Linked DNA regions of Homo sapiens: region 1 is linked to region 2. Evidence: chromatin contacts called from ENCODE Hi-C data. All regions are on one chromosome and are shown on one strand. The core of a region is the stretch at or near the end of the contact, and the rest is flanking DNA. Distances in the headings are between cores, read along the strand shown. Region 1 holds the start of TMEM170B (transmembrane protein 170B). Region 2 holds the start of MYLIP (myosin regulatory light chain interacting protein).

Region 1 (5,795 bases), core at 2,491-4,990, 4.6 Mb after region 2:
CTCTTCAATTCCATGCAGGCTGGGATGTGAGAAAGCTGCAAAAGAAAGTTTGATACTAGCAGATGTCAGTTCTTTAGGTTTAACAAAAGACACCTCTATAACATAAAAGTGCAAGGTGAAGCAGCAAATGCTGATGTAGAAGCACAAATTATCCAGAAGATCTAGCTAACTGATGAAGGTGGCTACCCCAAACAACAGATATTCCATGTAGATTAAACAGCCTTATATCAGAAGAAGATGCCATTTAGGACTTGCACAGCTAGAGAGAAGTCAATCCCTGACTTCCAAGCTTCAAAGGACAGGCTGACTCTTCTTAGGAGCTAATGCAGCTGGTGACTTTATATTAAAGCCAATGCTCATTTACCATTCTGGCGCCCTTGAGAATTATGCTAAATCTACCCTGGCTGTGCTCTATAAATGAAACAAAAAAGCCTGGATGACAGTACATCAGTTTACAGCACGGCCTACTGAATATGTGAAGCCCACTGTTGAGAACTGCTCAGAAAAAAAAAAGATTCCTTTCATTTTAATGAGTATTTTCTTCAATGACAATGTACCTGGTCAACCAAGAGCTGTGATGGAGATGTCCAAGTAGATCAATGTTGTTTTCATGACTGCTAACACAACATCCATTCTGCAGACCATGGATCAAAGAGTAATTTTGACTTTCTAGTCTTATTATTTAAGAAATACACTGTGTAAGAAGGCTAAAACTGCCAGAGATAGTGATTCCTCTGATGGACCTGGGCAAAGGAAATTGAAAACCTTCTGGAAAGGAGTCACCATTCCAGATGCCCTTAAGAACAATCGTGACTCATGAGAAGAGGTCCAAATATCAACTTTCATAGGAGTTGGAAAGCAATTGACTCCATTCCTCATGGATGACTTTGAGGGGATCAACACTTTAGTGGAGGAAGTAACCATAGGTGTGGTCGAAATAGCAAGAGAACTAGAATTAGAAGTGGAGCCTGAAGATGTGACTGAATTGTTGCAATCTCATGATAAAGTTTGAATGGATGAGGAGTTGCTTCTTATGGATGAGCAAAGAAAGTGGTTTCTTGAGATGCAATCTACTCCTGGTGAAGATCATGTGAACACCGTGGAAATGACAACAAAGGATTTAGACTATTAGATAAACTCGGTTGATAAAGCCGCAGCAGGGTTTGAAAGGACTGACTCCAATTTTGAAAGTTCTACTGTGGATAAAATGCTACCCAACAGCATCCCATGCTACAGAGAAATCTTTCATGAAAGGAAGAGTCTATTGCTCTTCCTTAGTGGCAAACTTCATTGCTGTTTTAAGAAAACTGCCATCATCCCAATCTCCAGCAATCATCACCTTGATCAGTCAGCAGTCATCAACACAAAGACAAGACCCTCTACCAGAAAAAAGATAACGTCCTTGCTGAAGGCTCAGATGATCGTTAGCAATTTTTCAGCAATAAAGTATTTTTAAATTAACGTCTGTACTTTTTTTTCAGACATAATGCTATTTCACATTTAAAGACTACAGGTAAAATGTAACTTTTACATGCACTAGGAAAACAAAAAATTCATTTGGCTCACTTTATTGCAATATTTGCTTTATTGTGGTGTTCTGGAACCAAACCTGCAATCTTTCCAAGGTATGCCTGCACAAATATATGTTAAGTCCCTACTTTTCATTTCACTTAAACAAAAACTGGTACAGTTCAAATACCAAACAGTGGATAAATGCAAGCAAAATCATAAGTAAGATAAAGCAGTCTACCTCTAAATTCAACTGAATCATGAGATGGTCTTTATGTCCATTTAGTTTTCCAGAATTATAACAATATATTCCTTACCGGCAATCATCATGTAAAGTCAGTCTGTTTCAAGTTAAATAACCACAGCTTAAAAGTGAGGATAGCATGAAGCAATCCAGAATCTACTTTAACTGTATAGTTTCCATTCGAAGAAACCAGTGTCCTTAAAGTTGTCTTTTGTGGTATATAATTCCATAAAATTTTCTTCTATGAATGTTTGTATTCTATACCATGCCAGACTTTATATATATGTTATATATATGAACCCAGGTTATATTTGTAAAATACTCACAACACTTTAACCAGTTTGACAAAATGCATTTTGAAATACTAATGTTCTACTGAAATTAACTGCCTTACACATTTTCAAGAATTAAATTCTGAGTATTTTTTTAAGATTTTTTTCCTCTGAAAAGCAGGCACTGAGGAGTCACCAAATCGCAACTGAATCTCTTTCTCGTAAATTCTACTTCAGAGAATAATTTTTAAATTCGGAACTCAAAGTATAATGTAAGCATTTCCACATAACAAAACCAGAAGTTTCTTCACAAAGCAAATCTACAGACTGAATAAAAATATTGTGTGTTTTATCACTCACTTTTACAAATAGAAATTGATGTTATAAGGCCAATTACTGACAGCCTTAATAAATGAAGGGAAATACACAAAATTATCAAATGTCTCAGAAGCAGCAGCTGGAGGCCTGAGGGAAAGAGACAGACAGACAAAAGGAAATGGGAGGGGAAGGAGATATATGAAGCTAACACGCTTAGACCGCACTAGACCTTAGCTCAGCCCCTGACCCACTATAATTTACTCAGTTATCTACATCGCCCAAAAAATTAGCGGTTGAAAAAGTAAATCGACCATTGTGGGCAATGATTTTAGGTTCTACATTTGGCTTGAGATTTGCCAGAAAGAAAAAGAACTAAATCAGAAAAAGATGTAAATAGCAAGAAGCGATGTGTGTAGAAGGGGGAGGGGAGGAGGGTAATGGAATAAAAGCGAAATGCGCTCAAGTCTCAGCACTAAAGCTACTCCGCGCGTACTACAGAGGCCGGGCCGCCACCGGGAGCTCTCCCCGTGCGGGGCAGGAGCGGGGGTCGCTGATGCTCCCCTGGCGACTCAGGGAAGGGGGTGGCGGGAGCCGGCGCCCCCGGGACACGCGCAGAGTGGCTCCGATTAACACCTTCCTCGCCGGGACCTGGAGCTCCGAGCGGGGCGCGCACGGGGGTGGGGCGGCGAGGAGCGTGTCCCCTCCCGAGGAAGGAGAAGACAGGAGAGGGGCGGACCGCATCCCCGTCCCCAGCCCAGGCGCGTCAATTACCCGTGAGGTTCCTCAGCACCGTCCCGTGGGCCCAGAGGCTCAGGACCTGCTGCACCGACAGGTTGATCATGGAGTGGTCGCCCCCCTCCGCCTTCATCTTCCCCGAGGGGCGCCCGCCGCCCTCTCCTCGGGTGCCGGGCGGCGGCGGCGGCTGCGAGGCTCGGGGGGCGGCGGCGGGTGCGCGGCTCCTCCAGGCCGCCGCCGCTGGTGGAGGCTGCGGGACGCCGGGCCGGGCGCTGCTGCTGCTGCAGCCGGAGGGCCTCCGTGGGGGGGCCGCTCAGCGTGTCTCCCAGGCAGCCCCCTCCCCGCCGGGGAGACATTGAGGACGGCGGACGGAGGAAGGAGGGGAGGGGGCCGGGCGCCGTCCTCGCGCGGCCCCCGAGCGAGGACTCGGGGCGGAGGAGGCCGCCGCCGCTCCCTCTCAGGGGCAGCGCCGCGCCGCGGGGACTGGACACGCGAGGAGGCCGAGGTCACGCCAGGAGGCCGGTGCTGATGGGCAGCCGGCAGGTGCAGCCCCCGACAGGGCCCAGCTCATCGCCGCCGGAGGACGGAGACGCGGGACCAGCCAGAGGCTGCGGCGGCACCTGCCGCCCGCCTGCCCGCCCTCGGGTCGCCGACACTCGAGGAACCGCCCCCTCCACCCGCAGCCGCCGGCGGGCCACTCGTGCACGCGCACGCGCGCGCCTCTCAGCGCCGGCCCCTCCTCCCCTGCGCTCCCCGGAGCCGCTGCGCATGCTCACTCCCCCGCTCCCCGCGACCCGCCGCCCTCCAACAGCCGGTCGGCCCCAAAGCCCTCCTTCTCGCTCTCCCCTCGCGCTGCAGCGCGCGTGGCTGACGGCGCCGAGCGACGGCCCGCAGTGGGGCGGAGGGAAGCGCGGTCTACGTCACTGGCGCCACCGCCGGGCCTTACTGCTGATTGGGCGCTCCAAGGGAACCGCCTCCACGCCCCCCACCCCCGGACCCCGGGCGCGCGCCCTGAGAGACCGGGAGACCTGGATCCCTCGCCCTGGCCCGGCTGGGTGCGCGCGGTGCGGGCGGCGTGGGCGGTGCGGGCATTTCGGGGGCCCGCGCTGCAGGGGCAGCCCTGACCCAAGGTGGGGCTGCTGAACTCGGTGAGGTGGATACTGTGACAGTTCAGATTTTTGCCTTAAAATGTAATGCTTTTTGATAAAGATGCTTATGTATAACTTTTTTAAAAAGGTGTCACTATCTCAGCATTTAGATATATTAATTTGCGGGGTTTTTTTTCTGAGCCTGAATCGAATGACCTGGATAGGTCACTTACTTGCAGAATGCATGTTAAAACCCCTAAAACACAAACAGACCTGCGTTATCATTCTGCTAATCCCTCTTCCCGCAGCAAGAACTTGGGCCTCCCGGGGTTCCAGGACCTGCCTGACATTACCTGTTTACTCCAGGCTCGGCAGGTGTCCTAATCCTCAAGGCCATCGCCGGCTCTAGCCCCCCTTTTTTTGATGGTAGTATTCTTTTATCTAAGTTGCGTCTGTTATTTTTTTCCCTCGAACTTAAACTAGATCTCTCTCCCCACGCTTTGCTGTCTGTCTTCATGTCCAGCGTTAGCCAGAGGAGCATCTAAAATCCAACTACAAGTTAAACTCCTCGAAATTGGAAACCTTCTAACTTTAAAAAATAAAAATTTAAGTTTTAGCAGTAACATAAATATGCAGTAGCCAGCCCCTCCCCCCACCTTTTTTCAACCCCTCTGCCATCTGGATAAAGAAAAATTTACAAAGAGAAGTGAAGAAATACCTGCTGTAGCTAAATCATGAAGTATATTTGACAAAGCACTGAAGGGTCAAATTACCTGTCAAATGGTGCTCTTGGTGACCACTTTAAAATAATATTTACATACACATTTATTTCTTTGTTTATTTGTATTTTCTTTTTGATGTCACAACATAAGAGAAATTTTTGCACCATTAATAGGAATTGAGCCAAAACTCTTAATGTAGAGTTTATCTTCCTCCTAGAATTTAGACTTAATTAGATCTATTAACAAGATTACAGAATATCAAACCTAAAAGAGCGCTTTAACATTTTTCTAATTTTATTTTACAGATAGGGAAACAGATTCTGTGAATTAAGTGACTTGACAGAGATGACAGCACTTCACAGCTCAGTTTCTGAATTCCTGGTCTATTATTCTTTCTAGCAACCACATTATCTTTCTTAACCCACTGTTAACTCCCTCACTTTAAGATTCTTGATGGGGAAGTGCAGGTTACCTAATGATATTCTTAAGGGACTTGGCATTACATAATTAGTGATGTTAGGGAATGTGACCACATTCAGTGAAGGGTTCACAGCAAACTCCCTGAGCAGGGGCTCATTAAACTCTCATATCAGAAACCTTTAGTTAGTTTACGTTCTTAGGATTGCACACTATTATTTAAAACACAGTAGCACGCAGTGAAAATATTCAGAACCTGGGACAGTGCCTGGCACCTGCACCACAAATATTTGTTGAATGAATCACTGAATGATCTTCATAGAAAAGTCAGCATTGTTCTTGTTCTGAATAAATATTTTTTACAGAATCCAAGTGTTCATGTCAGGAAATGAGAAAGACACAGCAATGAAGTCTCAAGTCAGTAATGTTATTTGCTGCCCAACAACTTCACCCCTGCTGTTCAGTTCAATTTAATTGGCGTCTATATTTA
Region 2 (6,454 bases), core at 45-2,544:
AGTATGGAGGCTCATAATTCCTTTTAACGTCTAGGGCATGACCAATTGCAATAGAGAAAAAAGGAGTCCTCAAAAGTAGCCTTCCAAAAGATGAGGAGGGGAAACTACAGGGTATTTTCCTTCGTATTCCAATCACCGGAATTCCCTCCACCAGCATACTCTGCACAGCTGATTTTTGGCGACTTATTATCTGGGCAATTTTAACCATTTGGACTCCAAAAATCAAACACATTGAGGGAACACGCCACAAGTGTCAGCTAAGCTTCACAAGCGGTTTTCCAAACATCTCAGAGCTAGAGGGGTTGAGGGCACAGCGTTTTCCTGGGATCACATGTGCTGTCTGCCATACCACCTCTGCACTATTTGGCACCGATCTCCCTCACTGTTAAGGAAACACATGCTTAAAAACAACCGAGCAGTAGATGACCCAAACCTATTCCTCCCGTCCCCCGCAAACCCGGAGATGCAGGTGAACGGTGCATTTGAGAGCAGCAGCCTGAGAAGCAGCGTGAGACAAGGGCCCGGCTTGTCTGCCAAGAACCCCTGGGGCCCGAGACTGCTTCGAGCCACTCCATCCCATCCTGGCACGCGGGTGGCACTGCCAGGCGCCGCGGGGACCCGACAGGCGGCATCACGCACATACCTGCGGCAGGTGTGCGGAGCCGCCTTCTTCCGGGAAAGTGCTGGGTTGGGGGGATGATGGGGCGCTGGGGGGTGGATCCCGGCTGCGGGCTGCGCCCGGCCCTCAGCGCTGGGGACCCCCGCTGCGCGCTTTCTCCGCGCACCCCACGCGCGCCAGGAGGAGACCGCGCGCCCCACGCCCGTGGAGAGGAGGGGACGCGCTCCCCCCGGCTGCCGCCGCAGTGCCTCCCGGCCCCTAGTAGGGGGCGCGCCAGAGTGCCAGGCGTCGCTGCGAGGCCCCTCGGCCTCGCGGGACCCGCCGGGGCCCCTTCTTGCCCCTCGCCCTCACCTGGTTGAGGCAGTCCTCGCCGTTGGCTTTCGCCTCCACCTCCACCTCCATCAGCACCGCGTCCGGCCTCGTCACATAACACAGCATGGCTGGGGCTGCCGCTGCCGCCACAGCCGCCTTCTCTTTGGTGTGCGCGGGGCTGCCGCCTTGTCACTGGTGGGACCCAGCCCCGGACTCGGAGAGGGCTGGCCCTCGAAGGCTGCAGCTCTGCGGACCCTTGTCCGGGGCCCCGCGGCCGCCACTCGCGTCCCCGCCACCCCCTCACCCGCTGCCCGCCAGCTGCCCCTGTCCTCCGCGGTGGCGCCGCACTCCAGCAGCCCAACTGCCTGCGCTGCGACAGGGACTCTGCTGATATAGCGGCCCCGCCCCCTTCAGCTCGGGTCCCCGCCAATCACGGCCTCCCTGCCCCTCCTCCCCCGCCCGATCAGCCAATAGCGGCGCCCCTCGACCGCGGCCCCCGCCTCCCAGAGCCGGCTGAGTTTCCCTGGCCGCCCCGGGAGGTGGCAGCTTGCGGGCGCCGAGTGCTGCGGGAAGGGAGGGAGACCCCGGAACACACCAGCCGCCTCTGTCCGCTGGGCGACGCTGCTCAGAGTGAGCGATCGCCCGGGGCTCCAGGCGGGGACGCCTTTCTGCCGTCTCGAATTTACGGTGATTAAACACCTCCAAGCTGCCACTGTTCTTCAAATATCTTGGATCACTCTGAGCACGCATTTCGGTTGTGAAAGCAAAAAGGAAAAGGAGCAACCCAAAGCCTAAAGAAAACTGTTCTCGTCCGGGCATGGTGGCTCACGCCTGTAATCCCAGCACTTTGGGAGGCCGAGATGGGTGGATCACCTGAGGTCAGATTCGAGACCAGCCTGGCAAACATGGTGAAACCCCCGTCTCTACTAAAAATACAAAAAAAAAAACAAAATAGCCAGGCGTGGTGGCGGGCACCTGTAATCCCAGCTACCTGGGAGGCTGAGGCAGGAGAATCGCTTGAACCCAGGAGGCGGAGGTTGCAGTGAGCTGAGATTGTGTCACTGCACTGTAGCTTGGGCAAGAAGAGCAAAAAACCCTGTCTCAAAAAAAAAAAAAAAAAAAAAAAAAAAAAGAAAAGAAAAAGAAAAAAGAAAAAAAAAAGAGAAAAAGAAAACTCTTTTCCACCAGGATTAGCCACAGTGGGTTGCTTGGAGGCAGAATTGTTGTTCCTTATTAAGACCTCATCATTGAGAAAAACAAAATCTGAGTATGAAAGTTTTTGCAGCTGACCAGTGAGCCAGGTGTCTTGGTCTAGTGCTGGTGTGTTACACTCCGGAAGGGCTTCTCCTTACTCGTTCTGCTGAATCAAAACGCCTTACAGGGTACCAGGCCCTCTCTCAGGTTGCTCATTCTACCTCCTGTCTTATCTCACTCATTCATTAAACATTTGTGCAGCACCTGATACCCTGCCTGTCCCTTCTCACAGGCAACCAGATGTTGTCCTCGTCTTAAGGTAAGGTGCTCATCTCCTGACCTAACAGGTGGCATTACTGCAATATTAGCTATTAAAGGTCTACAACCCTTCACTCATTTACCGCTTGTTCCTCTTTGCCAATATATTACATAGCCTACCTTTTTGATTTCTTTATAGGAGCCAGATGATGTGGGTTTCAGCCGTGGAAACTTAGCAAACTTACTTCAGGCCAGCTCGATGGCTCACACCTGTAATCCCAGCACTTTTGGAGGCCGAGGCAGGAGGATCGCCTGAGCCCAGCAGTTTGAGACCAGCCCGGTTTCGCAACACAGCGAAACCCCATCTCTACACAAAATACAAAAAATTAGCCAGGCGTGGTGGCGCCTGCCTGTAGTCTCAGCTACATGGGAGGCTGAGGTGGGAGGATCACTTGAGCCTGGGAGTTCGAGGCTGCAGTGTGCTGTGATCCCCCTACTGCACTCCAGCCTAGGCGACAGAGCAAAAGACCCTGTCTCTAAACAACAACAACAACAAAAAGAAAACAACGAAAGAAAAAAAAAGAGAAAACTTACTTCATCTGTCTGAAGCTTGGTGTTGTCAACAGTAAAATGGAGATGGCAATATCTGCTCTGTCTCCACCCAGCATTGTTGGGAAGCGCAGCAAAGATAATAACGTTCACAAAAGCATTTGAATGTCCCCGTGTATGTAAGGGGAGCTATAAGTTCAGTGCCTTCACTGCTTAATGATGACTTTTCCTGTCCCTACCCCCCTTCACGAGTCCCAAGGATCTGTTAGTGGCCTTTATTTCCGAACAACCAGGTACGATATCAGAGCCCAAGGCTAAAAAAAAAGGAGGGATCCTCCCACACACAGTTCTTTGCTAAAGCTGACCGAGTAAAACTGTAAACTGTCCAAGTCCTAACCCCCACTGTTGCAGAGGAACAGGTGCACTCTCACATCTTTCTGTCTTATAAATACACCTCATGCTATTGTGGGCTGAAACAGTCCCTTCTTGTATTAACTGCAGTGCCTATTCCCTGAATTCCAGTTTACTAATAATCTGGGGAATTTATCTGGAAGATAGCGTTTGGTTCATTCCTTGTCTACTTTATGCTTAATTGCTAGAAGTTTCAGAAGAGGAAGAAGAGGCGAGGGGCAATAGGGAGACCAGTTATATTGGTTAGTATTTTTGTTTATGAACAATAGAAACTAAAGCTGGCTAACTGGAAACTCATAGAATCAATGGGACCAGGTGTGGAAATGAGTAGAACGGGAAAATATTGGTTGGCCAAGAAAAAAAAAATAAACAAAAATAAAACAAGCAAACACCCAAACCAAATACCCACTTTGTGGACTACTTTAAAAATAACTTATATTTTTGGTTTTAGCAGGGATTTTTCTTTTGCAAGTATGATTTCATTGTTTTTTTAAAAAATCTAAGCTTGTAAAATAGTTTGTAGAAGCATAGGTAAAATCTGACATGTTTATTTTATTTAAAACTTTTTGGCCAGGCGTGGTGGCTCATGCCTGTCATCCCAGAGCCCTGGGAGGCCGAGGCAGGCAGATCCCTTGAGCCCAGGAGTTTGAGATCAGCCTGAGCAAAATGGCAAAACCCCATCTCTACTAAAAATATAAAAAATTAGCCAGGCATGATGGCATGTGTCTGTAGTCCCAGATACTCAGCGTGCTGAGGTGGGAGGATGGCTTGAGTCCAGAAAGTCCAGGCTTCAGTCAATCATGATCTCACCACTGCACTCCAGCTTGGCCGAAGGGAGTGAGACCCTTTCTCAAACAAAACAAAAAACAAACAAAACCCCACATTTTTCATAGTTTTGTTGTTGTTGTTGTTGTTGTTTAGACAGAGTTTTGTTCTTGTTGCCCAGGCTGGAGTGCAATGGCATGATCTTGGCTCACTGTAGCCTCCGACTCCCTGGTTCAAGCAATTCTCCTACCTTAGCCTCCCGAGTAGCTGGGATTATAGGCACGCGCCCCCACACCCGGCTAATTTTTTGCTTTTTTAGTAGAGACAGGGTTTTGCTATGTTGGTCAGGCTGGTCTCGAACTCCTGACCTCAAGTGATCTGCCCGCCTTGGCCTCCCAAAGTGCTGGGATTACAAGTGTGAGCCACCGCCCCGACCTATTTTTAACAATTGTCATTTGCACAATAGTTGGAAGTAGAAGATTTACAAGAATTTTTTTTTTTTAATTTTTTTTCAGAGACAGAGTCTTGCTCTGTTGCCAGACTAGAGGGCAGGCAGTGATGTGAAAATAGCTCACTGCGGCCTTGAACTCCTGGGCTCAAGCAGTCTTCCCGCATCAGCCTCCAGCGTAGCTGGGACCACAAGCAGGTGCCACGACACCCAGTTAATTTTTGTATTTTTTTGTAGAGATGGGTGTCTCGCTATGTTGCTCAGGTTGGTCTCAAACTCCCGGGCTCAAGCGACCCTCCTGCCTCTGCCTCCCAAAGAGTTGGGATTACAGGTGTGAGCCACTGTGCTCGTGACAGGGATATTTCTAATCCAAACCCAGATAGTGCTTCTGCTATAGGATGGTTGGTGAAGATTTCAATTGTTTTGAAATTAAGAATCCCCAGATAAGACTGAAGAGAAGGATTTCTTAAAACAAAAACAAAGCTAAAAATAGGAAAATGGCACTTGGGGGTGGGAGGGGCGGGCAGTAAGAAATCCTTATGACTGGGAAGCAAAAAAAAAAAAAAAAAAAAATACTGGCTTCCCACTAGCATGTATGGAATATACTGGACCATGACCCCTCTCTCTCCTCGCTTTCTCTCTCTGTCTTTTCTCTCCATCTCTGTTTTGTAATTTATTCCTTGAGTAGAGCTAAGGAGAGACTGGTTAGTTACAGAATGAGGAGGCTGAGTGAGCTGGTGAGAAAGCACATTATGCTCAAAAGACCTGGTTAGGGAATAGAAAACCCGCAGTAGAATTACTTCCTCGAGGATTCCACCATCTGCTAATGCTGCTGAATGTCTGGAGCCAGTTTCAAGCCCCAGCTGGGTCTAACTCCAAATAAGAGACTCTGAACACCCAGGGTGGGAACTATATTAGATTGAGCAGTGATTGAAGCCAGAGAGATGCCCAAGTTATCTGTGTCTGCTCTCTTTTTCTCTCAATTAGCTCTCATCTTTTAAAGATAGCATTAAAATTAACCAGCATAGTGGAAAAAAAAAGGTCAGCTGTATGAATATAGAATTTAAAAATAGAAACCATAACTAGGCGGTAGAGTTGGCTAACCCAGTGGAGTTCTAGCTGTTCAGACACACCCAAGCACCACAGATTTTCTCTGTCTCACATACTAGGGCTCAAGACTGAGCACTAGATGGTATTTGTGTGGATGTGATGATCATTTGGCTGCAAAATCTTCCTTCTAATTGAGCACTGGGTCTGATCTGGATGGCTGGGTACCTATCTCTGTGCATTGCATTCTCAACACTGCGTGCACTGCTGCAGAAACCCTATGCTGGGTCTCCAGAGAAGGACAGCCTTCATCACCTGCCACACCCTTCTCTCTGCCTCTCAACGTTCATTTGTAGAAGCACTGAGGGAAGAACAATTAGTGACTGCCTAAGAAAACCGTCATTTTGCTTTCACACATTATTCAAGCTAATGGTTCACATAAGTAACACTTCATCAAGCACAAGTATGTTAGAATATGTCAAATGAGCTGAAATCTCTCATTTGAAATATTAGGCTTGTGAAATTCAGGAGTAGTTTAATTTGATCCTGGCCTACCATCAAACCAGAACATCTCATTTCTGAAACTGGCTGTTTGAAGAGAAAAAGAAGGAATGAAGCAGGAATAGGCAGCACTCATGTTAAAAACTCTGGGAGATCTGAAACGGCATTGTTTTAATTAGCAGGCAGTTAAAAAAATTCTAGTTATGAGAGTTACTGTTCATTGCAGAATACTTGGAAAAGACAGAAAAGTATAAGGCAAAAAATGAAGTACCTATAATTTTATCAGACATTTCTATTTAGTATTGATGTTTCACTGTTATATTTTGCATATGATGGGCTCTAAATATTGA

The links. A loop is a pair of places that touch in the nucleus more often than their neighbours do. Pooled maps may share reads with other maps.
Region 1: a map of naive thymus-derived CD4-positive, alpha-beta T cell shows a loop between it and region 2 (10-fold over the local background). The contact joins the promoter of TMEM170B here to the promoter of MYLIP in region 2. A Hi-C loop is called at or near these places in 2 of 168 maps with a recorded cell type or tissue (CD4-positive, alpha-beta memory T cell and naive thymus-derived CD4-positive, alpha-beta T cell) and 8 of 50 pooled maps.

Annotation. Positions count from the first base shown.
Region 1 is chr6:11,535,694-11,541,488 of GRCh38, reverse strand. TMEM170B (transmembrane protein 170B) reads right to left here and starts at 3,740. Exons shown (of 3, transcript NM_001100829.3): 1 at 3,115-3,740. The coding sequence starts at 3,211. RefSeq lists silencers at 2,787-3,066, 3,077-3,156, 3,257-3,416, 3,447-4,276 and an enhancer at 2,946-3,447.
Region 2 is chr6:16,123,926-16,130,379 of GRCh38, reverse strand. It overlaps MYLIP (myosin regulatory light chain interacting protein), which reads right to left and starts at 1,294. Exons shown (of 7, transcript NM_013262.4): 1 at 971-1,294. The coding sequence starts at 1,057. RefSeq lists a silencer at 613-1,612.